2 separate regions of the Homo sapiens genome follow, and region 1 is linked to region 2. The links are chromatin loops, found by intact Hi-C in ENCODE. Cell type or tissue: GM12878. All regions are shown on one strand. Each heading gives the region's core, and the rest is flanking DNA. Links, peaks and the distances in the headings are about the cores only.

Region 1 (16,096 bases), core at 5,925-13,924, 71 kb after region 2:
ATAATAATAATAATAAATAAAATTAGCCGGGCATGGTGGTGTGTGCCTGTAGTCTCAGTTACTCAGGAGGCTAAGGTGGAAGGATCACTTGAGCCCAGGAGTTCGAGGCTGCAGTGAGCTGTGATTTCATCACTCTACTCCAGCCTGGGTGACAAAGTGAGACCCTGTCACCCAGGCTGACCCTATATGAAATGTCCAAAATAGTCAAATCCATAGAGATAGAAAGCAGATTAGTGGTTGCCAGGGTCCAGAGAGGGGGAAAAAGGAGAATGACTGCTTAATGGGTACAGGGTTTCTTTTTGGGATGACGAAAATGTTATGTAACTAGATTGTGGCGATGGTTACACAATATTGTGAATGTAATAAAAAAGAGCTGCATTGTATACTTTAGTTAAAATGGTGAGGTTTTTTTTTTTTTTTTTTTGGTAGATGGAGTCTCACTCTGTTGCCCAGGCTGGAGTGGAGTGGTGCAATCTTGGCTCACTGCAACCTCTGCCTCCCAGGTTCAAGCAATTATCCTGCCTCAGCCTCCTGAGTAGCTGAGATTACAGGTATTGCCACCACACCTGGCTAATTTTTTGCATTTTTAGTAGAGATGGGGTTTCCCTATGTTGGCCAGGGTGGTCTCAAACTCCTGACCTCAGGTGATCCGCCCGCCTCAGCATCCCAAAGTCCTGGGATTACAGGCATCAGCCACCGCACCCGACCAAAATGGTGAATTTTATGTCATGTGAATTTTATCTCAATTTTTATTTTTATTGTTTGAGACAAAGAGTCTCGCTTTGTTGCCCAGGCTGGAGTGCAGTGGCACAATCTCGGCTCACAGCAACCTCTACCACCCAGTTTCAAGTGCCCACCACTACACCTGGCTAATTTTTGTATTTTCAGTGGAGACAGGGTTTCCCCATTTTGGCCAGGCTGGTCTCGAACTCCTGACCTCAGGAGATCCGCCTACCTTGGCCTCCCAAAGTTTTGGATTACAGGCTACAAACACCACGCCCGGCCTTATCTCAATTTTTTTTTTTTTTTTTTTTTGAGACAGAGTTTCACTCTTGTTGCCCAGGCTGGAGTGCAATGGCACGATCTCGGCTCACTGCAACCTCCGCCTCCCGGGTCCCGGTTCAAGCAGTTCTCCTGCCTCAGCCTCCTGAGTAGCTGAGATTACAGGCATGCGCCACCACGCCCAGCTAATTTTTGTATTTTTAGTACAGACAGGTTTCACCATGTTGGCCAGGCTGGTCTCAAACTCCTGACCTCATGATCTGCCCACCTCAACCTCCCAAAGTGCTGGGATTACAGGCGTGAGCCACTGCGCCCGGCCCCTTATCTCAATTTTTAAAAGTGCGTTGAAGTAATGAAGAGGGAACATGTTTTGGTGCCTACCACACAGACCTAGATTAGAATTGGGGCTCTGCCATTCAGCCATGTGCTTTACCTGCCTTGGTTTTCCTGTCTGTGAAACAGAAATAACACTATATTCCTCACCAGGCCATTCTGATGATTCAGTGACAACACAGACAAAGGCCTTAGCACAGAGTATGTATTCAACAGATATTTATGAAATAATAACAACAGGAATAATAATCATTAACATCCACGGAGCTCTCACTCTGACAGCTTACATAGAATATCTCATTTATTTACTTATTTTTATTTTATTTTATTTTTTGAGACAGGGTCTCACTCTGTCACCCAGGCTGGAGTGCAGTGGCACGATCATGGCTCACTGCAACCTCTGCCTCCCAGGCTCAAGCGATCCTCCCACCTCAGCCTCCCGAGTAGCTGTGACCACAGGTGTGTGCCACCACACCCAGCTAATTTTTGTATCTTTTGTAGAGACAGGGTCTCCCTATGTTGCCCAAGCTGGTCCTAAACCGCTGGACTCAACTGATTCTCCCCCCTTGGCCTCTCAAAGTGCTGGGATTACAGGTGTCAGCCATCACGCCCAGCCAGATTATCTCATTTAATCATCCAACTATAGTTCTATGAGGTAGTTACAGATTACAGCTGAGGAAACAGAAGCTTGGAGAGGTTGAATAACTTGCCGAAGATCACACCATTATTGAGTGGACTGGTTGGCACTTGAACCGTGAGAAAATAACAGAGAATCTTCATCAGCACTTTATGCTAAGCCAGACACTGAGCCGAGGATTTTACATGCATTACCTCATTTAGCCCACACAACAACTATATGAGGTAGGCTTTATTGTTCCCATTTTATACATTAACAGAGGTTGGACAGCTTGCCTAAGATCACACACTTGTAGGAGGCAGAGCTGGGATTCTTACTGTAAAGGCAACCAGTTTAGCCACTGTGCTATTCTGCCTACATGCAAATAATGAATGAACAGAGAGACACTCACACCTACAAACAGGTAAATAAATAAAGTGTGGTGGGCCTGGGAGCAGGTCTCACCTCCCAGGGGAGTGGGGCAAAGTAAGCGATGGGGGCAGGAAAGGCCCAACCCAGCAGAACTTGAGGGGTTAAGTGAGGAGTGAGGGGGAGGTGGGTGAAACTGTTGACCAGAAAGGACCCTACACTTGTGCTAATGGTGGGTTACAGGGCCTACTCCATACCCATTTGTCTGACCACATGCAGGCCATGCAGCAGGCCCTAGACGGCCACACAGGCTCCAGTCAATGACTGTGACTCCCTGGACTTTACCCCAGGGAAACCCTCATCCTCACCCAGGCGCAGGCCCAAGGCACAGGTAGACTAGAAGTCTACCTGCACGAGGAAGGAAAAGTCCACATCCAATCCCTTAGAATATCCTGTTGGCTCTATCATCAAAATATATCCAGAAAGCTATCATTTCTTACCATCTTCATTGCGGTTACTCTGGTCAAAGCCACCATCATCTCTTGCCTGCACTATTGCAGTAGCCTCCTGGTGGGCAGGATAATGGTCCTTCAAAGACGTCCATGTCCTCATCCCCAGAATCTCACCTTAAATGGACTTTGTAGAAGTGTTAAGGAGTTTGAAATGATGAGCTTATTGTGGATTATCCAGCTGGCCTCAATGTAATCACAAAACAGAAGCAAGAGGTTTCAGAGTCAGAGACTGGCAGGATGCTGCCCTTCTGCCTTTGAATGGAGAAAGGTGCCACAAGCCAAGGAATGCAGGTGGCTTCTAGAAACCGGAAAAGACAATGGAACAGATTCTCCCCTAGAGCCTCCGGAAGGACAAAGCCCTGCCAACACTTGATTTTAGTCCAGTGGGAACCATATCAGACTTCTGACCTCCAGAGTGATAAGATCTGTGTTGGTTTAAGCCACTAAGTTTCTGATTCTTTATTACAGAAGCAAGAGGAACCTAATACTCTTCCTCATTGGCCTTCCTGTCTCCATCTTTATTCCTTCCAGCTCATTCTCTACATGGTAAGCAGAGGTATCCTTTAAAAAATATGTGTTTGGCTGGGCACAGTGGCTCATCCCTATAATCCCAGCATTTTGGGAGGCCGAGGCAGGCGGATCACTTGAGGCCAGGAGTTCAAGACCAGCCTGGGTAACATGGTGAAACCCTATCTTTACTAAAAATACAAAAATTAGCTGGGCATGGTGGCATGCACCTGTAGTCTCAGGAGGCAGGGGCACGAGAATCGCTTGAATCTGGGAGTTGGAGGTTGCAGTGAGCTGAGATCACGCCACTGCACTCCAGCCTGGGTGACAGAGAGAGACTCTGTCTCAGGAAAAAAAAAATTATATATATATATTTTTTTGACATCTGACATATATATATACACACACATATATATATACATATATGTACACACACACACATATATATGTTTTGACACTGGACATACATATGTATGTCGGATCCAGTCACTGAATGCTCACAATCCTCCAATGGCTCTCCACGTCCCTCAAGTAAAACCCAAAGTCCTTTCAATGTCCCTCAAGTCCCTACATGATGTCATGATTTTCCTGTCACCTCCTTGCCCTCCCCCTTTCCAGTGCCTCACTCCAATCACACTGGCCCCTCTACTCTTCCTCAAACACACCAGCACCCTCCAAACTCTCAAAACCTCTACTCACCTCTACTTTTTTTCCTTCTCTATAGTCCTCGTCACCTCCTAACATCTATAACTTACTTATTTACTTTGTTGTTTATCTTCTGCTTCCTCCACAAAGGATCTCCACAAATGATTGTTTTGCTCATGATGTATCATCAAAGAACTATGCTTGGCACGTCATAGGTACTCAAGAAATATTTAATCAATAAATAAGTGGACTGAGGTAGCAGTGGCCTGGGAAGCAGCCTTGCCTTGATGAGACTTTGGACAAGACCTTTTCTCTCCCTGGGCCTGTTTATTCTCTGTGATTCTTCAAAGGACGCAAGGCCCTAAAGTTGGGTTCTGTGCCTAAGCCTACCTGAGGCACCCTCAGCTAGTAAGAAGTCACTGCCAATCCTTAGATGGAGCCTGCTCACCTCCCTGATCACCACCCTTCAGGCCCTGAAAGCCTTGTGTGTGGGGGGGTCACTTGCTGGCAGCCTTGGGGGTTGGGAGCACCCGTAGCTGCCACCTCCACTCCTTCCTCCCCAAAGGAGACAAAACTAGTCCAACCAGTTCCCTGGGCCACAGGGACACCTGCTCTGTCGACTTCCACCTGCTCTGTCGAGACTTCCAAGCCACCTGCCTTAGTCATTTGGCCCAGATATTCTCTGCTCCCTCTTTGAACAAAGGAAGATATCCTTTTATATCAGACATTACTTCCCAGGACCCTGGGTCAGTCATATCTCGGTCTACATGACAGATTCTCTGGTCTCCCTGGGGTGAGAGGAGCGGGTGGGTAAAGTGAGCCTTCTTCTCTCAAAGTGCTGTTGTTTATTCATTCGACAAATATTGATTGAACAATTCCTGGGAAGGTCTAAGCACTGTAGATACTTCAGGAACAAAACAGACAAAAGTCGATGCCTTTGTGGACCTTTTGTTTCTAATGAGGACAACAGACAATAAACAAATGTCTAATATAATGTCAAGGGTGACGTATAAAAATAAAATAGGGTAAGGAATTCGAGAATGATGGAGGTGGGGCTATGTTACACAGATTGGCCAAGGAAAACTTATCAGAGGAAATGAGTTTTTTTGTTTATTTATATATTTATTTATTTATTTTGAGACAGAGTCTCACTCCGTTGCCCAGGCTGGAGTGCAGTGGCATGATCTCAGCTCACTGCAACCTTCACCTCCCCAGTTCAAGTGATTCTCCAGCCTCAGCCTCCTGAGTAGCTGGGATTACAGGCACGCACCACCATGCTCGGCTAATTTTTTGTATTTTTTAGTAGAGACAGGGTTTTGCCACGTTGGCCAGGTTGGTCTCAATCTCCTGACCTCATGATCCACCCACCTCAGCCTGCCAGAGTTCTGGGATTACAGGTGTAAGCCACCACGCCTGGCCCAAATGTCCCAATTTTTTACATTTTCTAATTGCTTCTGGAGTATAGGAGCATAGTAGATTTGTATATATTGATCTTGCTATTATTTCAGCACCCTTGCTATTATCTCACCCTTTCCAATCCTGATACTATTTATTTCTTTTTCTTGCTCTATTATTCTGGCCAGGCCACTAATGTAATATTGGAGTCATAACAGCAGGCATCCTTGTGTCATTCCTGACACTTCACCACTGTAGTATATTTTAAATTTGTTTTTAAACGTTGGCTTACTTTTTCAGACACTGTGAATGCCAAACTGTCTGGAGGCTGCCATGAGCGGCCAATTTGTGATCTCTGCTTTACCTGAATTATTTCCGTGAATTGTGACATCAACCTCGCCAGGTAGGTACTATTATTCTCCACACTGACACAAGGAAACTGAGGTTCAGAAAGGTGAAGTGACTCGCCATAGTCACACAGCTAGGAGGGGGCAGAGCCAGAATTCAAACCCAGCTCTGCTTGATACCAAAGACTGTAATCTTTCTCTTTTTTTTTTTTTTTTTTTTTGAGACAGAGTTTACTCTTAGAGTAAGAGTCTGTCCATGAGTTTACTCTGTCACCCTGGCTGCAGTGCAATGGTGAGATCTCGGCTCACTGCAACCTCCGTCTCCCGGATTCTACAAATTCTCCTGCCTTGGCTTCCCAAGTAGCTGGGATCACAGGCACATGCAACCACGAATGGCTAATTTTTTGTAGTAGAGATGGGGTTTCGCCATGTTGGCCAAGCTGGTCTCGAACCCCTGACCTCAGGTGATCCGCCCATCTTGGCCTCCCAAAGTGCTGGGATTACAGGAGTGAGCCACCACACCCGGTAAAAAAACTGTGATCTTTCTGGGGGTGGAGTGAGACCCTGGATGCCTAGGCCAGCCCCTTTTTATGCTCCACTCTGTCCAGCATCTTGGAGTTCGGTGGCAGACCCTGGGGTCCTGGAGCAGCTATCTCCAACTTTCTTTTTTATTATTTATTTATTTATTTATTTATTTATTTATTTATTTAATGAGACAGAGTCTTGCTCTCCCCCAAGCTGGAGAGCAGTGGCATGATCTCGGCTCACTGCAACCTCCGCCTCCCAGGTTCAAGCGATTCTCCTGCCTCAGCCTCCCAAGTAGCTGGGACCAGCTCCAGGGCCACCACATCTGGCTAATTTTTTGTATTTTTAGTAGAGACAGGGTTTCACCATGTTAGCCAGGATGGTCTTGATATCCTGTCCTCGTGATCTGCCTGCCTCGGCCTCTCAAAGTGCTGGGATTTGTCACCAACTTTCTGTTAAACATTATAGCTGATCTTGGTATGTCCTTATCTGTGGCTTGGCTCTGCTACTTCCCTCCTGTGTGACTTTGGGCTGCTTAACCTTAATGTGCCTGTTGCCTCATCTCAGCTGCAAAATGGGCTTAAAAGTAGTGCCTACATTGAGGTGCTGGGGATGGTGCCAGGCATTCATTCGATAACTAATAAATGTTAGTTCTCGTGATTACCAGTAGACGTGTATGCCTGTGTGCACTGACAGGAAGAAGCTATAGAAAAACCACTTAAATAGTTATATTAGGAAGAAGATGTCATTTTTTTTTCTTTTTTTGAGATGGAGTTTCACTCTTGTCACCCAGATTGGAGTGCAATGTCACGGGATCTCAGCTCACTGCAAACTCTGCCTCCCGGGTTCAAGCGATTCTCCTGCCTCAGCCTCCCAAGTAGCTGAGATTACTGGCATGTGCCACCACGCCCAGCTAATTTTTTTGTATTATTAGTAGAGATGGGGTTTCACCATGTTGGCCAGGATAGTCTCAAACTCCTGACATCGGGTGATCCACCCGCCTCGGCCTCCCAAAGTGCTGGGATTATAGGAGTGAGCCACCACACCCGGCTGAAGATGTCGTTCTTCACATTTCTTTCAATGCCATTGTTACAACTTTTAAAAATGTTCACTGTCTCCCATGACTCCCCTTCATTATGTGGAGAATAAAGTCCAGATTCCTTAACCCACATCTAAGGCCCTCTCTGATTCATCAACCCACACTTCAATCGTGGAAAGTGGCTAAGAACCCATGGAGGCAGGCTGCCGTGGCTTGAGTCCCAGCTCTGCAGCTTTCCTGGCTGTGTGAGCTTGGGTAAGGAAGTTTACCCCTCTGGGCCTGGGTTTTCTCAGCTGTAAAATACAGAAAGTAACAGCACTCACATGACAGGCTGAGGCGACGTGACTGTAAATAGCCTGGCACAGTGTCCCTCGTGTGGAGAAGGTGAAGCAACAGCCATGATCATTATCCACCTACTCCTCTGAGACCTCTGGTCACCCTGGAACATCCGCCGGCCCCAGAACATAGCAGGCCTGGCACTGTCCCACCCCAAGGTGTTTGCACGCGCCCTGCTCTCACCCAGCACACCTTCCCCTATCCATCCACCCATCAAAGCACCCCGGGCCAAGGCCCAGCTCCAGGGGCATCCCCTCTGACTTCCTGTCCCCACCAGTCCCCCTCGGGCCTTTGTGCAGGCCGGTACACTTACACACCTCACCCCCATCAACTCTGTCCCTCCTGCCGCGTCACACCCTTCCTGAGGATGTGGGAAGCTGGGCCTGGCTCTGAGTTCCAGCCCTGAGATCCAACACAGATGCCTGAGGGACCTGCCAGCCTTCAAAACAATTCAGTCATCAAATGGAGTCCAACAGCCCAGAAGGGTGGCTGTGAAGATAAACAGGAAAACACTAGTCAAGGCCCTTTTCTCCTTCCCGCCTCCTCATGAGCCCGGTCCACCTCCCACCGGGACCAGCTGAGAGGTAGGAGGAAGCACTGGACGCGGTGACATTGATGGCCTCCAGATGCCGACACGAGAGGGATTTCTGATCTTGTTTACAACGGATTTGGAGGTGGCTAACTATCCTGAATTCCCACAAGTGAGTACAAACCCCGACCCCCATGGGGTGTTGTCCTGGACTGTTTTCTGTGGATGGGTGTTCCCAATTTCCTTTCTTTTTTTTCGTTTCTTTTCTTTTTTTTTAAATCTTTGAGACAGGGTCTTGCTCAGTTGCCCAGGCTGGAATGCAGTGGCACAATCTCAGCTCACTGCAGCCTCAACCTCCTGGGCTCAAGTGATCCTCCCACATTAGCCTCCAGCATATCTGGGACTGCAGGCACCCACCACCATGCCCAGCTAATTTTTTTTTTTTTTTTTTGAGACAGGGTCTCACTCTGTCTCCCACACTGGAGTGCAGTGGCACGATCTCAGCTCACTGCAACCTCTGTCTCCTGGGTTCAAGTGATTCTCCCGCCTCAGCCTCCCAAGTAGCTGGGAATACAGGTGTGCACCACCACACCCGGTTAATTTTTGTATTTTTACTAGAGACGAGGTTTTGCCATGTTGGCCAGACTGGTCTCAAACTCCTGATCTCAGGTGATCAGCCCACCTTGGCCTCCCAAAGTGCTGGGATTACAGGCATGAGCTGCCGTGCCCAGCCTTGCTTCCCTTATCATCTCTCCAGGGCTCCCTGTGTGAGGGGCCTGGGACCCCTCAGCCACCACAAGCTTCAGAGGGGGAGTGCTGCCACCTAGGGGCAAAGAAGGAAACTGCCACAGCTTGGCCCAGGCCACCCGGACACGTTATGACAAAAACATTTATTGAGCACTTTCTGCGTGCCGGGCACCATGCCAAGCCCCTGGCGCACTTCATCATACTGGATCCCCAGGACAACCCTATGAGGTAGTAGTATCGTAAGCCCCATTGTACAGATGAGGAACACGGGGCTCAGAGAAGTGAAGTGACTTGCCCAAGGTCACACAGCAAGTGCATGGCAACTCTTGGATTTGAAGCCAGATCTGTCTCATAGCTGCAGTCTAGCCGTGACACCTGAGTGCCTCCTAAAAGCTACATCACAGAGCTGTCTGAGGATGCTGTGGGGAACCGTCTGTGAAAAGGTGCAACACGTAAACTCCGAAGAGTTTATGGCAGGCCTCCTGAAGAACAGCAGACTAGAGGCTACCCAGAGGCAGCCTGGAGACAGAGTGGGGAGGAATGCCCTGTCTCCTCTCCCAGGGGCCCCGACCACCAGCCTAGACCAGCGGGACTCTGGGCTGCTCAGGCTTCAGCCATCTCTCTCCTGCCACCATGGCTCTGCCCAGAAACCGTGGATGGCCCTGCCCCCAACCCTAGAATGTTGCAGGGCTTTCCGGCAGGAGAGGGGCACAGGAGGGCGACCATGGGCTGAGGTTTCTGAATGACATTCAGCAGGATTTCTGCCAATGGCTCGATGGCTCGCTTCCACTGGTAAGGATCACCGGTCTGCCCCCAGGGGCCCTGGACCCAAACAGGAGCATCAGGCCTGCCCAGGAAACAGACACCTCAGGTCCGTCACTCGGAGGCCTGGATGTAGACGGGCACAGCGAGCATGGCACATGGGCCCTCGGCCCCAGCCTGCAGCTCCGCCAGAGCCAGGTTGGAGCCCAGCCCCTCAGCGTGTCCAGGTACCACCAGCTCAGTTTCCGCGCCCACCGCACCACCCACAACGATGGACAGCACCGCGTCCGGCTCTGCGAAGGGCGGCTTGCCGGGGACAGCCTCGGGCACCAGCCCAGCCCCTGTGTCCTTCAGCTCCTCCAGCCCCAGCGGGTCAGGCAAGGGGGTCAGCACCTTGCGCCCACCACTGCCGCAACTGCGGGGGGCTGCCCTCCTCTGGGGGGGCCGCCGGGTTTGCAGGTCCTTGTCCTTTTGGGGGCCGAGACGACAGCGGTGATCTTTGAGGTATTTGTGGCGGGAAAAGCCCTTGGCGCAGCCAGCACAGCGGAACTTGTAGTTGCCCGTGTGGGCGCGCTGATGCTCGGCGAGGTGGGCACGGCGGCTGAAGGACTTGCTGCACAGGGCGCATTTGTGGAGCTTCATGCCTGGAGGGCAAGGGAAAGTCAGTGAGAAGCATCCAGACCTTCACCCCGCAACAGTGCCCTGCGCTGGGAATAAAATCCAGGCTCTTTCCCCACCAGCACCTGTGTGATCTGGCCCCAGCTCTCTCCACCCTCGTCGTCTGCCTTCTTCCAGCCACTCTCTGCGCCAGCCACACTCGCTCTCCTCAGAGATGCCACGCTGGCTCCTCCCTCTGCGCCTTTGTACTTGCCATTCTCCTCTGCCTGGAACAGCTGCTCACTCTCTGCACCTTGGCTCGCTTTGCCAGGTCATCTCAGGCTCAGGGAGGGGCCGTGACGCCTGAGGCCACCCACAGGAACATGGCAGCACTAAGACTCCAACCCAGCCCTGTGTGTCCAAGTCATTGACCTACTCTCCCAGTTTTCACACTTTCTTTAGTGACTGACTCCTTTCTGTAAACCTTCTCAAACAAGGGAGACTTTACCCCCCAGAGGACTCAGCAATGCCTAGAGACATTTTTGGTTGTCACAACTGTGGGGGGATGCCACTGACACCAGTAGATAGAAGCCAGGGATACTGCTAAAAATCCTACAGGGCACAGGACAGCCCCCAGGACAAAATTATCTACAGGATTACAGGCCAGGCGCCGGTGGCTCACACCTGTAATCCCAGCACCTTGGGAGGCCAAGGCGGGCAGATCACTTGAGGTCAGGAGTTCGACACCAGCCTAGCCAACATGGTGAAAACCCCATGTCTACTAAAAATACAAAAATTAGCTGGGTGTGGTGGCAGGCACCTGTAATCCCAACTACTTGGGAAGCTGAGGCAAGAGAATCGCTTGAACCTGGGAGGCAGAGGTTGCAATGAGCCAAGATCACACCACTGCACTCCACCTGGGTGACAGAGGGAGGCTCCGTCTCAAAAAAAAAAAAAAAAAATTATCTGGCCCAAATTGTCAATGGTGCCAGGGTTGAAGAACCTTGTTTTAGACCTCGGCTGGCATGTGGAAAGCCAGCCAGGCTGCTCTGAGGAGGCGCTGAGAAACTGAGGAGTGGCTTGGAGACCCCTGCCCTGCCCTATCAAAGAAGCTTCCTGGCCATGTCTTGGACCTGGCTGGAATCTGATTCCCTCCACACCTCGTCCACACCTCTATTACACTGGGCACTGCTCCAACTGAGTCATCTCTGCTCAGGTCAGCTTCCTCCTTGGACTGGGGGACTGTGTCTGATTCATCTCTGTTCACCCTTAAGTCCCTAACACAGGCCTGGCTCATAGCCCACATAAGTGAAAGTGCTGGCTGGAATGTGCCAGGCAGGGAAAACAAGCCTCACAGGATATGTCTGCTCTTTCTCTTCCTGGCGGGTCTATCCCAGTGAACTAGAGCTGAACCAGACCCTCTTAGCAGGCCCAAGAGCCACTTACCAGAGTGGGAGAGGATGTGGGCCTTCAGCTTGTCCGGCCGGTTGAACTCCTTACTGCAGCCTGTGTGCGTCCTAAAACCCAAAGCCACTGGTCAGGGGGAGCTCACCAAGCTTAGGATCCTCTTGCTGGCCCCTCCACTAGCCCTGGGCACAAGGGACAGCCTTGTCCACCCTAAGGGCTGGGCAAGGAGGTAGGGTGGGAAGTGAGGCAGGCAGGGCCCAGGACAGGATAAAAGGAGAGAGGCCTGGCCAGGCACAGTGGCTCACGCCTGTAATCTCAGCACTTTGGGAGGCCGAGGTGGATGGATCACTTGCGGTCAGGAGCTCGAGACCAGCCTAGGCAACATGGCGAAACTCCATCTCTACTAAATCTGTAATCTCAGCTACTTGGGAAGCCGAGGCAAGAGAATCGCTTGAACCCAGAAGGCAGAGGTTGCAGTGAGACAAGATCTTACCACTGCACTCCAGCCTGGATGACAGAGTGAGACTATGTCTCCAAAAAAAAAAAAAAGGAGAGGCCTGCCCTCAGGCCTGACATCTGTCCCACCCTCCCCAGCAGCACCCCTGGAGAATCTGTCCCGCTACCCACCCCCCTGCATGGCAGTCTCTACTCACGAGAAAGGGCATTTGTATTTCTTGAAGGGCTCGTGGATCAACATGTGTCTCTTCAGTTTGTCCTTGCGGTTGAACGCAGACTCGCACACTGAGCATTTGTAGGGCTTCTCACCTGCAGCAGACACAGACAGGGAGAGCCAGCACTCACCAGGAGTCGGCATCCAGGGCACAAGGGTCCCCGCTGGGCCCCTCAGGGGAGCAGCTCCTCTAGGGAGGTGGCCAGGGGAGAAAATAGCCTCTCTCATTCTTCAGTGGCTTTGTTTTGCCAGAGACAAGACAGGGCTATTTTGACAGGATGGTCAGGAGAGGCCTCTCTGATGAGGCCATGCATGAGGAGAGACCTCAGGTCATCAGGGAGATGGTCTGGGCAGCAGGGAAAGCAGGTACAAAGGCCCTGAGGCAGGAGTGCGTTTGGCGGTGCTGATGAACAACAGGGAGGCTGGTGTGGCCAGAGAACAAGGCAGAAGGTGAGGGCAGCGAGCCAGCCAGGTCCGCATGGGAGGACCTGGGAGGCAGAGCTAAGGACTTGGCTTTTATTTATTTATTTTTTTTGAGACAGAGCCTTGCTCTGTCACCCAGGCTGGAGTGCAGTGGCAAGATTTCAGGTGAGTCACTGCAACCTCTGCCTTCTGGGTTCAAGCAATCCTCCTACCTCAGCCTCCTGAGTAGATGGGATTACAGGTGTGTGCCACCACGCCCAGCTAATTTTTGTATTTTTAGTAGAGATGGGGGGTTTCACCATGTTGGCCAGGCTGGTCTCGAACTCCTGACCTCAAGTGATCCACCTGCCTTGGCCTCCCAAAGTGCTGGGATTACAGGCATGAGCCACCGCGCCCAGCCAGGACTTTGGCTTTTACTCTGAGCCAGAAGAGAAGCACCAGAAGGTCTGAACAGCAGAGGGATGGACTCTGATGTAAGCTTTTAACCAGCTCGAATGAGGGTGGAGGTGAGGATAACCAGGAAGTGGCCCAGGACAGCCATGTTGGGAAGGCACAGTCGGCAGCCCTTGCCACTGGACTGGCTGTGACTGTGAGAGGAGGAGAGGAGTCAAGGATGAGGCACGGCCTGAGAAGCAAGGTGGCCTCATGTCATTTCTGGCAATGCGGTCCACCCTGGGGGACGAGGAATCACACCTTATCTAACTGAATCCTTCCAAAAAACCAGGAGGCACTGACTCCCATCATCCCTGTTTCACAGATAAGAAAGAAGACTGAAGTTCAGAGAGGTGAAGGGACTGGCTCAGGGGCTACCCCTATGGTTGCGGGAGCTAAGATTCCAGCCCAGCAGCGTGATCCAGAGCCCATCTGAGCTACCCAGATCTTCCTGCTGTTAAACCCGTCCTGGGGCAGCTCTTGCCTGATGGGCTACCTGAGGAACCCACAGGAAATCAAGGGAGGTGCCTGCAAAGTTGCCGTGGGGTCACAGCCTGCCCTTTGGAAGGGGCTGTTTCTGGGCTGCTGTGACTTCCTGCCATTATTTCCTCTCTGTTCTCCCTCTGGAATGAATAAAGTACTTCTGAAAAACCATCAACCCAGTCGATACGGAAATGCTGGTCCCTACAATAGAATGCTCTGTGGTCATTAAAAAGATTAAAAAGGTCAATCTGTGTTTCCTGATCTGGAAAGATCTCCTGGACATACTGCTAGTGGGGAAAGAAAGCAGTAGAACAGCTTAACACAATCTCGTCTTTCTTAGAAAAAAATATAATCCCTACTGGATATGTAAGCTCCAACAAAAAAAAAAGAAAGAAAAAATACAACCTGCACACCCCAAAAAAGCCCTGGCCATGTGTCTCTGTAAATAAACTGAAGATGCAGGAAGAAAGATGGGGAGGTGTAGGGAAAGGACAGACCAAAGTGTCAGTGGCAACTACAACTTGAAGGGGAAATTTAACATTTTACTTTATGTACTCCTATATTGTTTCCATTTTTATAATAACCATGTATTATTTGTGTGGTTTTTTTTGTTTTGTTTTGTTTCGTTTTTTGTATTTTTTTTTTTTTTTTTGAAACAGAGTCTTGCTCTGTTGCCCAGGCTGGAGTGCAGTGGTTTGATCTTGGCTCACTGCAACCTCCATCTCCTGGGTTCAGGCAATTCTCCTGCCTCAGCCTCCTGAGTAGCTGGGATCACAGGTGCGTACCACCACACCCGGCTAATTTTTGTATTTTTAGTAGAGACGGGGTTTCATCACGTTGGCCAGGCTGGTCTCAAACTCTTGACCTAGGTGCTCCACCCACCTTCACCTTCCAAAGTGCTGAGATTACAGGCATGAGCCACCGCGCCTGGCAGCATGTATTACTTTTGAATAATAATTTTTAAAAGCCATAAAGAGCAATTTGGTAATATCAAACTTACAATGCATTACTTCTTTTCCCTTCTTTATTGTGGAGAAATATACATAACAGAAAATTGACCATCTTAAGCTTCTTTTAAGTGTATAGTTCAGTGGCATAAGTACATTTGCACCATCATGCAACCATCACCATCATCTGTCTCTAGAATTTTTTCATCATCCCAAACTGAAACTCAGTATTACACATGCATTTTAACCTAGCATTTCCACTCCTAAGAATATACACTACAGATACACTTCCAAAAGCTTGCCAAGGGACCCACACAGCATTGTGTGTACAAACTAATAGCTGAAATGTAATTTAACGGTTCATACATAGGCTGGGCGTGATGGCTCATGCCTGTAATCCCAGCACTTTGGGAGGCTGGGGCGGGGGGATCACTTGAGGTCAGGAGTTCGAGACCAGCCTGGCCAACATGGTGAAACCACATATCTACTAAAAATACAAAAATTAGCTGGGCGTGATGGTGCACACCTGTAATCCCAGCTACTTGGAAGGCTAAGGCAGGAGAATTGCTTGAACTCAGGCGGCAGAGGTTGCAGTGAACCAAGATCGTGCCATTCAGTCTCAAAAAAAAAAAAAAAAAAAAAAAAGGTTCATACATAGAGAACTGGCTAAATACAAGATGAAAAATTCATTGAGGAAGACTACTCAGATGTGAAAAAGAAGGTGCTGTTGGTAACAACTTCTGGGGGGGGCCCGGGGGAGGGGGACCCACAGAATTTAGCCTCCAGGGGAACTGTAAGCACACATTCCTTGGGGAACATCGCCAAGGTATATGATAAGGAAAAAAAGGCACATAAGTTATAGTATGTGCTCATTTTTGCAAACGTAAGCAAGCGTTTTATATATGTGTAAAATAAAACTAGAAGAATGCAGACTAGACCGCTAACAGTTACCTTTGGGGAAGAGAATTAGGAGTATTTTGCAAACTGCAAACCACAAGTTACACCCTGTTGGTGGTTATTTTAAGAATTAAAAATAGGCTGGGTGTGGTGGCTTGCATCTGTAATCCCAGCACTTTGAGAGGCCAAGGTGGGTGGGTAACCTGAGGCCAGGAGTTTGAGACCATCTTGGCCAACATGGTGAAACCCCGTCTCTACTGAAAATACAGAAATTAGCCAGGCATGTGGTGGGCGCCTGTAATCCCAGCTACTCGGGAGGCTGAGGCACGAGAATGGCTTGAACCTGGGAGGCGGAGGTTGTAGTGAGATCATACCATTGCACTCCAGCCTGGGTGACAGAGTGAGACCCTGTCTCAAAATAAAAATAAAAAATAAAAAAACTAAAATTGAAAAGGACAAAATAGAAAACACTGTTTTGTAAAACTTTTGTTGCAATACATCCTATGTGTGCTTCCTGGGTTGCAATATGAAATGTATTTTTTACCATAGGTCGTAGGAAAGAAAAAAAAGGAAAAA
Region 2 (16,096 bases), core at 6,864-14,863:
TCTTCTCCTAAAAATAGGAGCAAGAGCCTGGGCTTTGAAGCTGGGCAGACCTGGGTTTGAATCCAAGCTCGGCCACTCATCAGTTCCATGGCCTTAGGAGAGTCACCTCTCTGATCCTCAGTCGCCAACTCTGTAAAATGAGGACAATAGGACACCCCTCTGAGGAGGGCTGTGTGATGTAGATAACAGTTTGTCCCACCTTCTCTAGCTCCAGGGGCCCTCAAGTGAACTCCCAGCAACACAGGCCCAAGCTCCTTTTCTCCTTTTCTTGTTTCCACAAAAGAGTTTATCCTGAAACATGCCAGTGAGCAGTGAACACTACAGATGCCTACTGGGGCTAGTGGAGGGGAGGGTTTACATCACTCACTTGACAGCAAACCCCTGACAAGCCCTTTGGACCATGCTGGAAAGAGAAATCAGTTACTCCCTGGGGAGTGGGATGGAGTGGGCAGGGAGCAGAGGGAACTTTTCAGAACATAATGTGAGCATATTTGGGAAAGGCAATGTGCAATTCACTGTTATGTCTGTGCTTTTCCTTTTTTTTCTTTTTTTTTTTTTTGAGACGGAGTCTCGCTCTGTCGCCCAGGCTGGAGTGCAGTGGCATGATCTCGGCTCACTGCAAACTCCGCTTCCCAGGTTCACGCCATTCTCCTGCCCAGCCTCCCGATTAGCTGGGACTACAGGCGCCCCCCACCACGCCCGGCTAATTTTTTGTATTTTTAGTAGAGATGCAGTTTCAGCGTGTTAGCCAAGATGGTCTCGATCTCCTCACCTCGTGATCTGCCTGACTCGGCCTCCCAAAGTGCTGGGATTACAGGCGTGAGCCACCCCGCCCGGCCATCTGTGCTTTTTCTTTAAAATGTTCCTGAATCCAAATTTTAAGTTTCTAAATATATTTATTTTTAAATAATTATTTACATGTTTAATCATATTGGCAATTAAGTTATGCAAGGAGCTGTAAGCTCAGGGTGAAGTCCCCCTCCTCCTCGGCTTCTGTCCACTCCACGGCCTCAGGCGCCCCCTTGCCAGCTGTGTCCTTGCTCCTTCTCCAGCCTGGACCTTTCTCCAGACCACAGGGCCTCCTGGGCATCTCCCCCAATGCCCCACGTCCCACTCGGAGGGTCCAACATTGAGCATAGTGCTCCCCACCCCCACCCCCAACTCCTCCTCTGTGTCTCCACCAGCCACCCAGTCGTGAGCCAGGGTACTGGGCGCCATCCCCGCCACCCCCCTACTCCAATAACCACCCCCATGGATTCCACCTCTAGGACCTCAGTTGAGTCTGTCACCTACTCTCCACATCTGTCGCGCCAACCCTAGTTACCATCTCTTGGCTTACCGCCCCATGCCTGGAGCTTGGGCTCAGCCGGCAGCCTCACTGTTTGAGAGCCCCGCACGCCAGGCTATGTCCTGCTGCGGTACCTCTGCTCACACCACGCCCTCTCCCTGGCCTGCCCTTCCCTCTCTTTATTTCTCCACCTCGTGTGCCCTACCTCATCTCAACCTCACACTTAACTCATTTCTAGACACTCTGTACATCACCTTCTAGCCTGGTTCAAGCAATCAACTGCCTTCGAAAACACGTGATGAGCACCTGATGTCTGCTGGGGACACAGCGCTGAGTCCCTGCCCTCAGGGAGTGCCCAGTCTAATGAAAAAGACAGACACAGACAACTAAAATCCTGTTTTGATGATGCCGGGGTGAAGGGTGCTTACAGGACTGGATAGAAGAACCCCCGACACAGCTGGGGGATCAAGAACAGCTTCCTGGGGGAGGTGGGGTTTCGGTCAGGCCTCATAGGCGGAGGACGTATTCAGCCCACACAGTTGGCAGAGGGCACAGCATTGGTAAAGGCCTGGGGTCACCTAAACAGCCTCAAGAAATCTCCTCCCGGAGGCTCCTTTGCCATAAACCTAGGCTGGGAGCATTTCCAATTCCTTGGAGCACTGCCCAGAGGAAAACTCTCTATGAGGATGAAGATTTATTTATTTGGTTGTAAACTGAAAGCCAGACCAACGCAGGGCATAAAGAGGAGGGACGATAAAGAGCTGGCAAAGGATGGCGCCCTGCAGCCCGGGGACCCTGAGCCCGCTCTCCCCTCTGCCGAGGACAGCGCCCTGCAACCTGGGGACCCTGAGCCGGCCCTCCCCTCTGCCGAGGACAGTATCCTGCAGCCGGGGGACCCTGAGCCGACCTTCCCCTCAGCTCAGTGCTCCTCCAACAAAGGTCCCGTCACAAACACGTAGCAAGCGCCTGCTGTTTACCAGCCCTGTGCCAGGCGCCGGGGATATAGCAGCGAACGAGACAAAGCCCCTGCTATCAACCAGAGATGGACGTGGACCTGGCAGTGACAGGCCAGGGCTGTGCTGAGGCAGCAGGAACCCTGGGGCCTCGAGAACCCAGAGGCAGCCCCTGGCCTGGCCTGGCAGGTGTAGAGGAGCAAGAGAGGGTAGACAGAGACAGCGTCCAGGAGCCAAGGCCAAGTGAGGGAAGAGGGTGTGCAGGATGCCCCCCAGCTGTGCCCTGGGGCCTCTGTGTCCTCAGGGGCCCTGACATGAGACCACCACCATGGCCCTGCTTCTCCCACCCCTCAACTCGCACCCCACGCAGCCACCCCAGACCTCCTGCTGCACCCCCGTCTTTTTTTTTTTTTTTTTTTTGAGACAGAGTCTCGCTTTGTCACCCAGGCTGGAGTGTAGTGGCGCCATCTCAGCTCACTGCAACCTCTGCCTCCCGGGTTCAAGTGATTCTCTTGCCTCAGCCTCCCAAGTAGCTGGGATTACAGGCTCTTGCCACCATGCCAAGCTAGTTTTTGTATTTTCAGTAGAGACGGGATTTTACCCTGTTGGCCAGTCTGGCCTCGAATGCCTGACCTCAGGTGATTGGCCCACCTCAGCCTCCCAAAGTGCTGGGATTACAGGCGTGAGGCACCACACCCAGCCTCCTGCTTCCCCTTAAGTCCTTGCCCTGGCAAACAGTCCCAGCCAGCCTTGTTCTCTGGGGTCGACTTGGCCACAGCCTCCTCCATGCATCCCCTCTCTGCCCACCAATACCTAGTCCAATCTCACGGAGGTCCCAGGGCAGAGGCTGGGCCACTGTCTAAGCAGACACAGACCTTCTAATGTGGCCCGAGATGCCTGTCTGCCCATCTAGTGGACGCCTCCCCATCTCTGCAAGGGGTCCCTTTAGAGATCCCCTCTCCTCTCCCACAGGGAGGGGACAATAACTGACCCCCTCCAAGGGAGGGGACAATAACTGACCCCCTCCAAGGGATGACAACTTATGATCCAATAATTCCCCTCTCTCCATCTCTTGTCAGTTTCCTGCTTATGGAGCAGAATGAGGTGAGGAGCCAGGGGAGCCAGGGGACGCTGGGGATAACCAAACTGGCTGGACTGTATAAGCCCAGAAGGGTGTGTCTGGCCTCAGTTTTAACTGTGCTCTTTAGAATGTGGGGGACTTGGCCAAGTGCGGTGGCTCACCCCTATAATCCCAGCACTTTAGGAGGCAGGTAAATCACTTGAGGTCAGGAGTTCGAGACCAGCCTGGCCAACATGGTGAAACCCTGCGGCTACTAAAAAAAAAAAAAAAAAAAAAAAAAAATTAGCCAGGCATGGTGGCACACACCTGTAATCCCAGCTACTCGGGAGGCTGAGGCAGGAGAATCACTTGAATCTGGGAGACGGAGGTTGCAGTGAGCCGAGATGGTGCCACTGCACTCCAGCCTGAATGACAGAGCGAGACTCTGTCTCAAAAATAAAATAAAAAAATAACGTGGGGTACTTGATGCCTTTGTCTGTAGCTTGGCCTCAGGCACCATTTCTGGGGCAACAGAAAACTTCATTCCATGCCTCATCCTGGTATGCATGCAAAAATGTTCATTGCCCCATTATCTGCAACCATGAAAAACTGGAAACGACCCTCAGGCCTAACAGTAGGGGAGGGTTATAAACTTTGCAAGAGCAGGAACAACATCTGCCTTGTTCATTGTTAGGTCTGCAGTGCCCAGCGTGGTGCCCTGCACACAGTAGGTGCTCAGGAAACATCTGTGGAAGGAAGAGAATAAAGGAGGGAGGAAGGAAAGGAGGGGGAAAAAAGGAAGAAGAAACTTTGAAAGTTCTTCCGGAATCCCAGAAAGCAAACCCTTCCCTGCTTCCGCCGCACTGGAGAAGATGCACCTTTTGGGGGGCTGTGACTGTTCATTTTTAAAACTTCCATCCAATGCCCCCAAAACTTAATTCCATTTTGAGTGTTTTTCTTTTTTCATTTTCATCCTCCACTGTTTTTTTAACGCTCACTGTTGAATTTCTCGTTTGGAGAGGCTGATTGAATTGTGGCTCAGGGGACTTGAGACAGTCACTTCAGACATTTAGAGTTCCAATCACGCTGTCGCCACCCCAGTCCCCCACCCTTGGCACCAGGGAAACTATCTCTTATGAGAGCTGATTATCTTTACAGCCTAGAACATCACACTCTAAAACACAGGCTGTGCAAATCAGAATTCTCCGTGACTAATGTACATCCAGTGAAAATATCAAAATGCCCATTTAACAGGAGAGGGCTGATTGGAAAAGCCCACCTGATCTGCTGGTGAAGTTCCGTGGCTGATGTCATTTGAGAGTCACCGGGTCCAGGCCTGGGGAAGGCTGTGAGATCACCTGTCTGGGGGCTACTCTGTCTCATCCCTCAGGGCCCAGTCAGTGCCCACGGTCCTCCCTCCAGAGAGAGTGGCAGGCAGGGGAGGCCAGCGGACGGGGAGGCAGGCACATCAAGTGAGCACCTACTGTGTGCTGGGCACTGTGCCAGGAAGGACCTCATGCAGTCTGAGAACAACCTTGCCAGGTGAGATTTATTTATCACCCTTTTGCAGAGGGAGCTTCCTATGGGATCTCAAAGGATAAAGAGGAGTTAGTCGGGGGAAGTGGAGAGGCCTGGAAAGGCATTCCATGAAGAGGAGACGTCATTGCAAAGGCAAGAGGCAATAAAATAGAACACAAGCAGTCTGGTGTTGCTGAAGCTTAAAGTGCCAGCAGGGAGAGGGAAGGACAAGGCTGGAGAGGTGGACAGGGAAGGAGCAGGGAGACACAACTAGAAGCCTGGAGAAGCTGGAGCGGGCTGTCACTGTCATTCAGGAGAGAGATGACGGAGGCTGTAGAGATGTGTGCTGGAGGCAAAGCCAGCAGGACTGGGTGACTGATTCAATGCCCACGGAGGCTGAGGGGTGGTGAGGACCCAAGGATGACACCCAGATTCCATCTCCAGAGCTGATGGCGGGGCTGCCTCTGATTCGGGGACTCAAGGGAGGCACTGATGGAGGAAAGATGCTGCTTTGCTTCGTGGACATGCTGGGTTCATTGTGCTCACAAGACATGAGCCCAGGATGACAGGGTCTGACTCATAGTGGGTCTAGACCCAAAATCGAGGCACAGATGTTGGTCATGAGCTTGACAATGATCCCTACAGCCACAGATCAGAGGGGTGCACATGGAGCGTGGGGGAGGCTGCAGATGAGCACCCTGATCATTCATCCTGCACACAAGTTCCATTTGGCCTGCAATGTTTCAAAAATCTTTGAGCCAATGTTTAAAAATCAAGCACACTCTCTTAAAAATACAAATCTCTGGTTTTTCTTAGAAACTCAGAAGACCTGGCAACAGAGGCTGGAAATTTCTCAAAGCAACCATCACCGAGGATTGGCTGTCCCTTAGACAGGGGCACGCACTCTCCTGTTCACCACAGCCCCACCCTTGTCTATTGGCTCCCAGAACCACAGGCTAAGTAGTTCTTGTTGGCGATCATGGCACTTGTAATGATTCTTTGTCCCATATCTCTATCAGATGCTGAGAAACAGAGTAGTCTCAGAGAGTCAGAGCCACGTGTTTAGGTAAAATAGGAGAGCATGTATGTTTGCAGAGGCCAAGACAATTCCTTTACCTTTGCCACACACAATGAGTCTGCATCAAAGGCCTAGCCCAGGCCAGACCTTCTTCTCTCATTCACGTGACCTACTGGTGTCCCCTGGTCTAGAAAGAGAAGAGAAGACACACGGGGAAGAGAAAGAGATCAAAGAAAGAGGATGATGTGGGAAATTGCCAGGGAAGAGACTCTCAGAGATGTCCAAGACTGCCTGGAAGTCAAATTGGGTAAGGTAGGATCTGTCCCAGGCAAGTGCACACAAGGCCACACCTGCATCCACACACAAAGAAGAATTGCACACACATGCACACAAACACGCATGTGCACACGCATGCACCAGGACATCTCTAGGCCCTCTTACACTCATGTGTACACACAGAGGCACATGTGTGTACACACAGAGAGCAGACCCAATAAAGGGTATGCACACGCATAGGCAGGCAAACTCCCACATGTAGGTGCACGGTCACATACGCTCAGGCACAAAGACATACGTGTCTGCACAGACACGGGCATACCCCTGTGCACAAAGCCACCCGAGCCTGTGCCCTCCCAGGGAACTGCGATCCCACCTCACAAAGCTCTGCCAGTTCTAAACCAGCAACTTGTAACTAAATAAATATGATAAACAACTCCCCTCCAGATGGCTCCGCACACACCCCCACTCCTCTTGCTTAGAGGGATGGCACATTCTATGCCAATAAATCCTCCTGTTTGAAAACATTTGCCTTCTTAATTGGCCCGTTTATGGGTAAAATATGTTTCTGGGTAGTGCTCTGCCAGAATGGGATGCAGAGATGCAGGGCTGGCGGTGTGTGCTGCCGCCCTGCCCTGGAGGGGTCCGGCTTGGCCCACCCCCAGAGACAAGGCCCAAAGCTGGGGGGAAGGGGTCTCAGCATGGCCAGGGCAAGCTCTTCCGTGATCTTTTCCTCCCTGTGCCTCCATGTCTCTTTCTTAGGGTTCACATTTGTTGAGCTTACTGTATGCGGCACTCTCCAAGGTCCTTAGAGGAATCCGCTGGCCCTCACTTGCCTTTCTCTGGTAGGGAGCCTGTGAGGTGAGGCTGACTGTCATAGCTCCCAAAGATATGTCAACATCCAAATCCCTGGAAGCTGTGAATATGACCTTATTTAGGAAAAGAGTCTTTGCAGATATAATTAAGTTAGGGATCTTAAGATGGTATCATCCTGGATTACCCTAGTGGGCCCTAAATCCAATGGCAAATGTCCTTATAAGAGGCAGGAGAAGACACACAGAGGAGACCTGAAGACAGAGCAGAGATCAGAGGCCACAAGCCCAGAAAGGCCAGGGATCGCTGCATCTTTTCCAGAGAAGGCAGGGCAGGGCTCTCCCCCGGAGCGTCTGCAGGAGCGTGGCCCTTCTGACACCTTGATACGAGACTGCTTGTGAGCGAATGTGTGTCTTGTTTTCAGCCACTGAGTTCATGGTCATTTGTCACAGCAACCCCAGGAGACTGATCCACCCCCTCGCGTATGGGAGGTGCCCTGACCGCACACAGCCAGGCTCAAATCCATCCTCTGCTGCCTCACGGGCTCTGCAGGAGACCCATGCTGGAGGTGGGGAAACTGAGGTCCAGAGAGGGTCTAGGCACCAGCCGGTGGCCAGGCAAGGACTAGAACGCAGCACCTTGGCCCTCCTCATGCGGCACCCACCCTTGGAGTTTTTACATCAGGAGCAGGGAGGGGAGGATGCCCAGCCCAGGACAGCCCCAAGCAGAGGGTCCCCTCAGGGTCCAACTCTGAGATGCACTGAGGAAGGACAGGAAAGAGACCTCCTTGGGGATTCCATTTTCTTTCATTCTAAGATGGGCCCAAGGTGGGTAAAGCGTGAGGACCCCTCATAGCCACCCCAGCGAGTGTTCAGATGTGCCGTGTGCCAAGACAACCTCTCCTTCACCTGCCCCCACCCGGGCAGGTGGGTACTGACATCTCTGCTTCCCTTGCTCAGGCAGGAGAGTGAGGCTGGTGAGACCCCCACATAGCTGGGTCACCAGACTGGTCAGCGACAGAGCCGGGATTCTAGCTCAGGCCCCTCTGCTTCCAATGCCACCTGCTATGCTGCCTCCCAGGTAAGAGCCAGGAGCGCGTCCCAGGGTCAGAGGATGCAGCCAGGCCACCAGAAGCAGCATGAGGTCCTGGTTCCTCTTTCTCCCCTCATCCATAAAGTACTGGTCTCTAGCTCGGCTGCCCATTGTGGGCCAGGGTGGGTCAGAAGTTTGAATCATCCGCTGTGTGGCCTTGGTCAAGTCCTCTCCCTCTGTGAGCCTCCATTTTCTCATCTGTACAATGGGGAATATGATAACAGCCATTCCTAAGAGTTGTCGTGAGGACCCATGGAAATAAAACCCAGGTAGCCCTTGGCAACATGCTGGCACCCAGCAGGCGCTCAATAAATGCTGGTGGGTGTTCAAGCGAGGTTAGAGCTCAGTGAGAGGGAGCACCTCGCCCCTGGCCACGGAAGGTCATTTGACCAAAGTGGAGGGGAGTGGGGGAGCCTGGCTGTGCTGGGGGCGGGGGGCACTGCAGCCCTGCCCCTGTGCTCACCATCAGCACCCCTCCCCAAAGGACACCAAATCCTCTGCCCATGGCTCAGCCCAGCCGCTGTTCTCAGAGCCAAGCGATGGCCGAGTGATCCGCAGGTACAGGGAGAAGGGGAGACAGGAGCATAATCCACATGTACAACCAACGTGACAGCTAAAGTTCTCAGTCCGGCTAATACGAACAGAAACCAGATCGTCAATGTCAGCCAGGAGGGGTCGGCTAAGGTTAAATGCAGGAAGAACAAAGGAAAGTGGCAATGTTGGTGCCGCCAAACCAGGTTCTGCAGAGGCAGTGACTGCATGGCCTCCGGAGTCAGGCGTCTGGTCCCTCCCATTGCAGGCAAAGCAGCGGCCCTTTTCTGTTTCATGTCGTGGGCTTCCCTGTAAGATCTCATTTGATGAAATGAGTCTGTTGCCAGAAAACATTTGGAACAGCCCTATCCTGATCCAATTGTCCTTTTCATCAATTAATTCATTTTGTTCAATTTAGCACATCCTGAGTATCTACTAAGTGCAGGCCTGCAGCGGTACTGAGCACAGGACTACACTGCTGATGGTATAAAGGGAGAGATCATACAAGGAAATGTAGTTTCTACAGGGAAGAGAGCCAGGCAGGAACACATGTGTGCGGAGCTATAAGGATATGTAACTGGGGAGCCCAGTGTCTCAGAACCAGGCCAGGCAGAGGAGCCTTGCCCTTGCTCTCAAGGACAAGCGGCAGGTGTAGGAGTGACAAGATCCAGCCCAGAGCAACCCCTGGTTGCTGAGTGGAGAATGGTTTGTAGGAGGCCAGGGAGACAGCAGGAAGGCCAGTGAGGAGGTCCTGGCAGGCAAGCCATCCTGGTGGCCTGGAACAGAGCCAGGGCAGGTTTCATGGGTGTGCAACCTGAGCAACCACACAGGGCCCTCACTCAGAAGGGCCACACACTTGGTTTAACAGTCTATTGTTGCTGTCTTGAAGTTCTGAATAATTTTTGAAAAAGGGGCCCTGTATCTTCACTTTGCACTGGGCCCCTCAGTGATGTAGCCCATCCTGACCAAAGCAAAGCCGGGATCTTTCTGAAACAAGCAGAGTCCTAAACAGACCTTCTCACTGTTGTGCTGGAGGCGGCTTCTACCAGGTCCGGGACGCTGTGGTTCAATTTCTTTTCTCCACATATTCCAGGGACCACAGGAATGGCTGAATGTTAAGAAATGTTTTGTCATGTTGGTAGCTTGAAGCTGGCCACGGTAAGAGAATTTACATGGAAATCAGCAAAGATTACAAATCAGGGTCTTTTTTTCTGAAGTCATTTCTTCATCAGCGCTTCCCCAAGTGCATCCAAGGTCCTCCTTGGCAGTATGACAAAAACATGGCTTCTGGGCACCCCTCCCCAGGCCTTGCTGGGCACTGGACAAGGTGAGGCTCAACTCCATGAGATCCCCTCAGCCCCCTGAGGCCACACTGGGCCCACAAACCTCACAGAAGGAGGAGGCAGAGAAAATTGGTGGAGTGGGGTTGGAAAAGGAAATTTGCCTAAGGTATGGGGGTGGGGAGCTCACCAGGGAAGTAGAGGGCAGTGGTTTAGGGTCTGTGCTCTTGGAGAACCAGCTCCAGGGCAACAAGTGAAGTCCCCAGCCTGGGACCCACTCCCACCCTCCCACGAGCGGGTTGCCTTCCCGCTAAGCCAGATGCAGGGCTGGGGGTGGGGGACACACAGGTATCCATGTCCACAGAGCTGTCCTGCTTTGCTGGACTCCTGGGGGCAGCAGAGGGACCTGGAACAGGAAGACCGCCTAGAAGATGAGCTAGCAGCCCACAACTGCAGCTCCCCACCCCCGCACGGCAGAGTGGGCCTCCATACATAGTGACTATTGCTGTGATTGTTGTTACAATGGCCCCACCTCCTGGCTGGCTTGGCCCCCTTCTCCTACACCCTAGACTCGCGGCCTCCAGACTCTGGCAGGAGCTAGGACACAGCCCTCTCCCTATCCATGGGGGTGTCCCTGTGGGCAGGCGGGGGACGAAGGAGTGAGGGGGTCAGTAGGGGGAGTGGGAAGCATGGAGAGAGGGGAAAGCAAGGGAGGGCAAGGGAGCAGCGCCCGATGCTAAGCAGACACCCCTCCCCGCCCCACTCCACCGCCTCCTCTAGGCCCCTCCCTGCGCCAGGCGCAGACCACCCGGGAGGAGCCCACGGTCTCCCCGTGGTTCGACGGGAGCGGGGCCCCACAGCCTGGGACATGGCGCCACCTGCAGGCCCCTGGGCGCGCTGCCGCGTCGGCCCCTCAAACCCGGGAGGAGGGATGGGGAGGACCCACACGCTCTAGGGACCCCCGCACAGCGTTTCCCAAAAGATATTCGGCGGAACCCACACCCTGGTCAGGTAGTTTGGGAGATGTCCCTTGGAGATTCCCAATGTACATTTGCCCCTGAAGTCTGGCTTGAGTGAACGCTTCCATTCCTTAAATAAACACAAGCCAGCCGGGCGCGGTGGCTCGGGCCTGTAATCCCAGCACTTTGGGAGGCCGAGGTGAGCGGATCACGACGTCAGGAGATCGAGATCGAGACCGAGGCCATCCTGGCTAACACGGTGAAACCCCGTCTCTACTAAAAAAATACAAAAAATTAGCCGGGCGTGGTGGCGGGCGCCTGTGGTCCCAGCTACTCGGGAGGCTGAGGCGGGAGAATGGAATGAACCCGGGAGGCGGAGCTTGCAGTGAGCAGAGATCGCGCCACTGCACTCCAGCCTGGGCGACAGAGCGAGACTCCGTCTCAAAAAAAATTAAAAAAATAAAAAAATCCTTAAACTCTTTAGGAATACAGAAAGAAAACATTGAAATTTTTTATTATAATTATTTCTATCCTAGGCTTTTAAAACTTCAAGGAGTTGTGTATTATTACACAATATATTAGTACAGTGGTACATTTATATAATTTATTAATAAATAAATATGGTATATACTCACAAATATTCTTTTGATAGGGGTTCAGAGACCAGATGAGTTCATTCAATACCTGGCATATACTAAATGCTCTGTGTTAGCTATCATAGCAGACTTTAGCTCCCAAAGACAGCCCCAGTAATATCTCCTGTCCCCCAAGCTCTTTTAGAACTAGCCATGTCCCCATCAAGAGGTGGAGCCTAATTCCTCTCCCTTAGAATCCCGGGTGGGTTTGCAACTCACTGATAACCAGTAAAATGCAGTGAAGTGATTCTGCATGACTTCTAAGTCTAGGTCACAAAAGATGACGCACCTTCCCCCTTGCTAGCTGGGACAATCACTTTTAGAGCCCTGAGCTCTGGCTACACTGAAGTCTCCACGCCATAAGAAGCCCAAGTCACATGGAGAGGTCTCAGGTTCCTGCTGACAGCCCCAGGGCACGTCCCAGTCAACAACCAGCATCAACTACCACACGTAGCACACCACTGACTGGAGAGGTCCCCAGATAATTCCAGCCTCCAGCCATGGAGGTCATTTCAGTCTTCAGGTCTCCCAGGTGCGGTCCCGGTTATCACGGAGCAGAGGCAAATCATTCCACTGGCCCTTTCCAAATTTCTGACCACAGAATCTGTGAGCTTAATAACATAGTTGCGCCGAGTGTGGGTGCTCACGCCTGTAATCCCAACACTTTGGGAGGCCGAGGCAGGCAGATCACCTGAAATCAGGAGTTTAAGACCAGCCTGGTCAACATGACAAAACTCCGTCTCTACTTAAAATACAAAAATTAGCCCGGTGTGGTGGCACGCACCTGTAATCCCAGCTACTCTGGAGGCTGAGGCATGAGAATCACTTGAACCCAGGAGGCGGAGGTTGCAGTGAGCTGAGATTGTGCCATTGCACTCCAGCCTGGGAGACAAAGTGAAACTCTATCTCAGAAAATAAAATAAAATAAAATAAAATAAAATAAAATAGTTGCTTTTCACAACTAAGTTTCAGGGGCGGGTTTCTTGCAGCAATGGAGAAGCGAAACAGCAATGAGTATGTACCCTGATGTCTGTCCACGCTTTGTATGAGGGAACCAAGTGTCCCTACATAGGCGCCCAAGCTGAGGAGGGAGATAAGGAATTTTCCTACCAAACAAGGAGCTTTGTGAGAGCGGGCATAGAAGTACTCAAAAAATTCTTTGGGTATTTATTTTGTTCACTTGTTTTGTTTTGTTTTTCTGAGACAAGGTCTTGCTCTGTCACCCAGGCTGGAGTGCAGTGCCATGATCCTGCCGCACTGCAGCCTCAACCTCCTGGGCTCAAGCAACCCTCCTGCCTCAGCCTCCTGAGTAGCCAGGACCACAAGCACGACCACCACACTTGGCTAATTTTTTATTTCTTGTAGAGACAGGATTTTGCTATGTTGCCTAAGATGGTCTCGAACTCTTGGGCCCAAGCCATCCTCCTAGCTCAGCCTTCCAAAGTGCTGGGATTACAGGCGTGACCCACCAGGCCCAACCAAAATACATTTGTTTGGCTGGGCACAGTGGCTCACGCTGTAATCCCAGCACTTTGGAAGGCCAAGGTGGGTGGATCACCTGAGGTCAGGAGTTTGAGACCAGCCTGGCCAACATGGTGAAACCCCCATCTCTACTAAAACTACAAAAAAAATTTAGCTGGGCGTGGTGGTGCACACCTGTAATCCCAGCTACTTGGGAGGCTGAGGCAGGAGAATCACTTGAACCCGGGAGGCGGAGGTTGTAGTGAGCCAAGATTGCGCCACTGCACTCCAGCCTGGGCAACAGAGCGAGACTCCATCTCAAAAAAAAAAAGAAAATTGTTGAATGAATGGCTTTCATAGAATAAGTAATTCATTTGCTTCTTTACTTTGTCAGACAATCAGTGAGATTGTCTGGGTGAAAACAGACAGGTCCTCAGGGTGGGAAGGGAGACCCAGCCCCAGAGGGGATCCCCTCATCAGCCCCTTGTGGAAAAGACAGGAGCCCCAACTCTTCTGCATGGCTGACCCTGCCGCTCCATTCCAGGTGACCCTGGGTGATCCCAGGTCCTGTTGCCTGTGGCCTTTTCACTGTCAGTAGGAAGTGGCCATGGGAGAGAGCTGGCCTCTAAAATCCCAGGGTTTGGTCACATTCAGGGTCAACACCTTCTAAGGGAGTCAGGGATGCATCTCTGTGACCCGGCTCCTCCCCCACCACAGCAGCAGGGAAGGCCTGGGGAGGAGGTATGTGTGTGACTGGATTCTTGTGACTCCACAACTGTGGCTTTGGACAAATCACTTTATCTCTCTGAGCCTGGGCTTTCTCTGCTGCAAAATGGGGTAACGAATGGTTCTGCCCTGAAATAGTTCTTGTGTGGGTTCAGTGAGAAGGTACAGATTGTCTGTTCTTCGTGTATGTTCCCTAAATGTTTCTACTCTGAAGGGGGATCCTTCTCCTCTGCTTCTCCCTCAGAGCTACTCTGCGGGAATTTGGACCAGTTTAGCCAGTGCCTCATGGAAATCTAGCCTGGGATTGGTGCAGAGTCTCAGCTGCAAGACCCAAAGTCTTGCGTGTCTAACCCAGCTCCACCTGGCTCCTCTGCGGTCTGGGCAAGGCCAGCATACAGCTGAGCAGGAAGGAAGGAAGCAGTTTCTGAGACGGGGTGCCCAGGCCAGACCGGAAGAGACATGGATGGGGAGACAGGGGAGCTGGGTTCATGAATTTGCTCTGCTGGTACTTGGCTGTGACACTTGGAAGCACCTTGGCGCCTCGGCCTCCTCATCTGTAATTTCATTTCGTAAATGTTTACTGCAGGTCTGGTGACTGTGTGTCATGGTTCATCTGGAGTTCACAAGCAGGCCAAGGGTGGCTCCAGGCCTTTCTTGCACAGGCATTGAACGCGACCCTCCGACCTCTCTATTGTTACATCTTTTCCCCTGCTGAGACCTCATCAGCCTCCGATCTTGGCTGAGATATCATGTCCTCCCACAAACCCTCCTGAGCCAGGAACCCTCTTCCCAGTGGGACTCACTACAGAGAGGACCCAGCCTGTGGTGATGATGATGAAGAAGTGGATGGCTACGGCCTTTCTAATTTTCCCACCAAACTGTGAGCTTCCAGACAGCTGGCATAGAAGTACCCAAAACATGTTTGTAGAATGAATGAATGGCCTTCACAAGCTAAGGAACCCATGGCTTCTTCACTGTCACTGATTAGCAGTGGGCCCTGGAGCTTCTCTGAGCCTTGGGCTTCACATCCAGCACATGGGGCTCACGAGACCTGTGCTTCCTGTGTCTGCCCCACTGAGCTCTCTCCACCCTGCTGCGGGCTTATAGGCCCCCAGCTCACAGCTAGAGTGGGTTGAATAATGTCCCCCAAAATTCACACCCACCCGAACCCTCAGAATGGGACCTTATTTGGAAATGGAGTCTTTGCAGATGTAACTAAGGTGAGGATCACAATGAGATCATATTAGATTAGAGTGAGCTCCAAATGCAATGACAGGCATCCTTGTAAGAGACAGAAAAGGACACAGAGAAGGCCATGTGGAGGTGGAGGCAGAGTTTGGGACGATGCAGCAGCCAGCCAAGGAGCACCCAAGAATGCTGGGAGCTACCAGAAGCCACAAGGGCCAAAGAGGATCCTCCTCCACCAGACGCTCTGCTGATACCTAGATTTTGGACTTCTGATCCCTTGAACTGTGAGAAAATACATTTGCTGTTTTAACTGAAGTTGGTGTGTCCACATTACAGGCTGCTGAGGTGGCCTGGCCACACACCTGCCTGGTGTCGTCCCTACTTGGAGCAGTGAGGTTTGACTCCACAGGATCACAGCTGCTGCAAAGCTGTCTTCACATCACTGAGGGAAATGGAAGGCAACCTTAGAAGTTTCATCTCTATCCTCTCCTGGCCCCAAATTATTGCCTGAGAACCTAATTTCCTTTCTCCCTTTCTTCCTGTTTTCTGTCCCTTCTTTCCTTCCTCCTTCCCTTTCCTCCCGTCCTTTCCTGCCTGCCTGCAATTGCCTTAGTCTCATGCCCTCCATCCCATCTAGCTCCAGCCTCCCTCTTCAGTTCTACCTCCCACCCACTCCAAGCAAGCCCCTTCCCCCAGCCAACTCCTCCCAAGGCAGCCCCTGGCCTCCCTGCCGTGTCTCCCTCAGCAGGTTCCCTTGGTCTATGGTGCTCCGCCTCACAGGCATACGTGGAAAATCTGCTCCTTCACGTGCAAGCTCAGATCCCACCTCCTCCTGGCACACCCTGGCGACAGTACTTCCCTCTGACTTTCCACCACACCGGTGTTCACATAAATGTCTTCGTACCTGATCTGTGCCAGGTGGACCTAGGGGCCAGGAAGTACAGTGACCTCGCCATCTGGTAAGGGAGTGGGAAATGATGAAGAGACAGCGTTGACAGGTGGGCAGCAGAGGAGGAAGCAGCAGCTTTTGCAGGACAGGGAGGGCTGTGTCCAGGAGGGAAGGGCCACAGGGACAGAGCACATGCTCCAAGAGACAGGGAAGTCTGGGTAACAGGATTTGGGGTTCAAAGGGAAATGAAAATGGGGGCCAGGTCATGAGGTCAAGTTAGCCATTCTGAGGACTTGATCCTGTCGACGTTGAGTGTTCTGAGTGTGGGCTCCAGCCCACCTACATCAGAATTACCTCAGGAGTTTGTGAAAATGCAATTTTTTTTTGAGACAGAGTCTCACTCTGTTGC

Evidence for each region. Hi-C counts contacts between places; a loop is a spot of excess contacts. Peaks named below come from ENCODE experiments on the same cell type or tissue, not always from the same donor. Only the 100,000 strongest peaks of a DNase experiment are listed, where the experiment ranks them.
Region 1: it touches region 2 in a loop (15-fold over the local background); 11 of 110 quality-filtered maps call a loop at or near these places.

The regions. Positions count from the first base shown.
Region 1 is chr20:33,785,200-33,801,295 of GRCh38, reverse strand. It overlaps ZNF341 (zinc finger protein 341), which reads right to left. Exons shown (of 15, transcript NM_001282933.2): 13 at 12,322-12,433; 14 at 11,708-11,778; 15 at 9,027-10,308. The coding sequence ends at 9,779. It overlaps ZNF341-AS1 (ZNF341 antisense RNA 1), which reads left to right. Exons shown (of 4, transcript NR_110623.1): 2 at 3,301-3,378; 3 at 5,680-5,782; 4 at 13,519-13,923. Among named protein-coding and RNA genes, the nearest start is that of ZNF341-AS1, 18 kb to the left of the region's middle. RefSeq lists an enhancer at 8,859-9,153 and a silencer at 15,570-15,619. In GM12878, for the core only: a CTCF peak has its summit at 8,985 (motif pointing left); no DNase peak of the experiment used is centred there.
Region 2 is chr20:33,857,420-33,873,515 of GRCh38, reverse strand. No RefSeq gene overlaps it. Among named protein-coding and RNA genes, the nearest start is that of CHMP4B, 54 kb to the right of the region's middle. RefSeq lists enhancers at 2,254-2,754, 10,217-10,296 and silencers at 10,581-10,744, 10,747-10,796. In GM12878, for the core only: CTCF peaks have their summits at 10,356 (motif pointing left) and 10,711 (motif pointing left); no DNase peak of the experiment used is centred there; H3K27ac peaks cover 757 bases.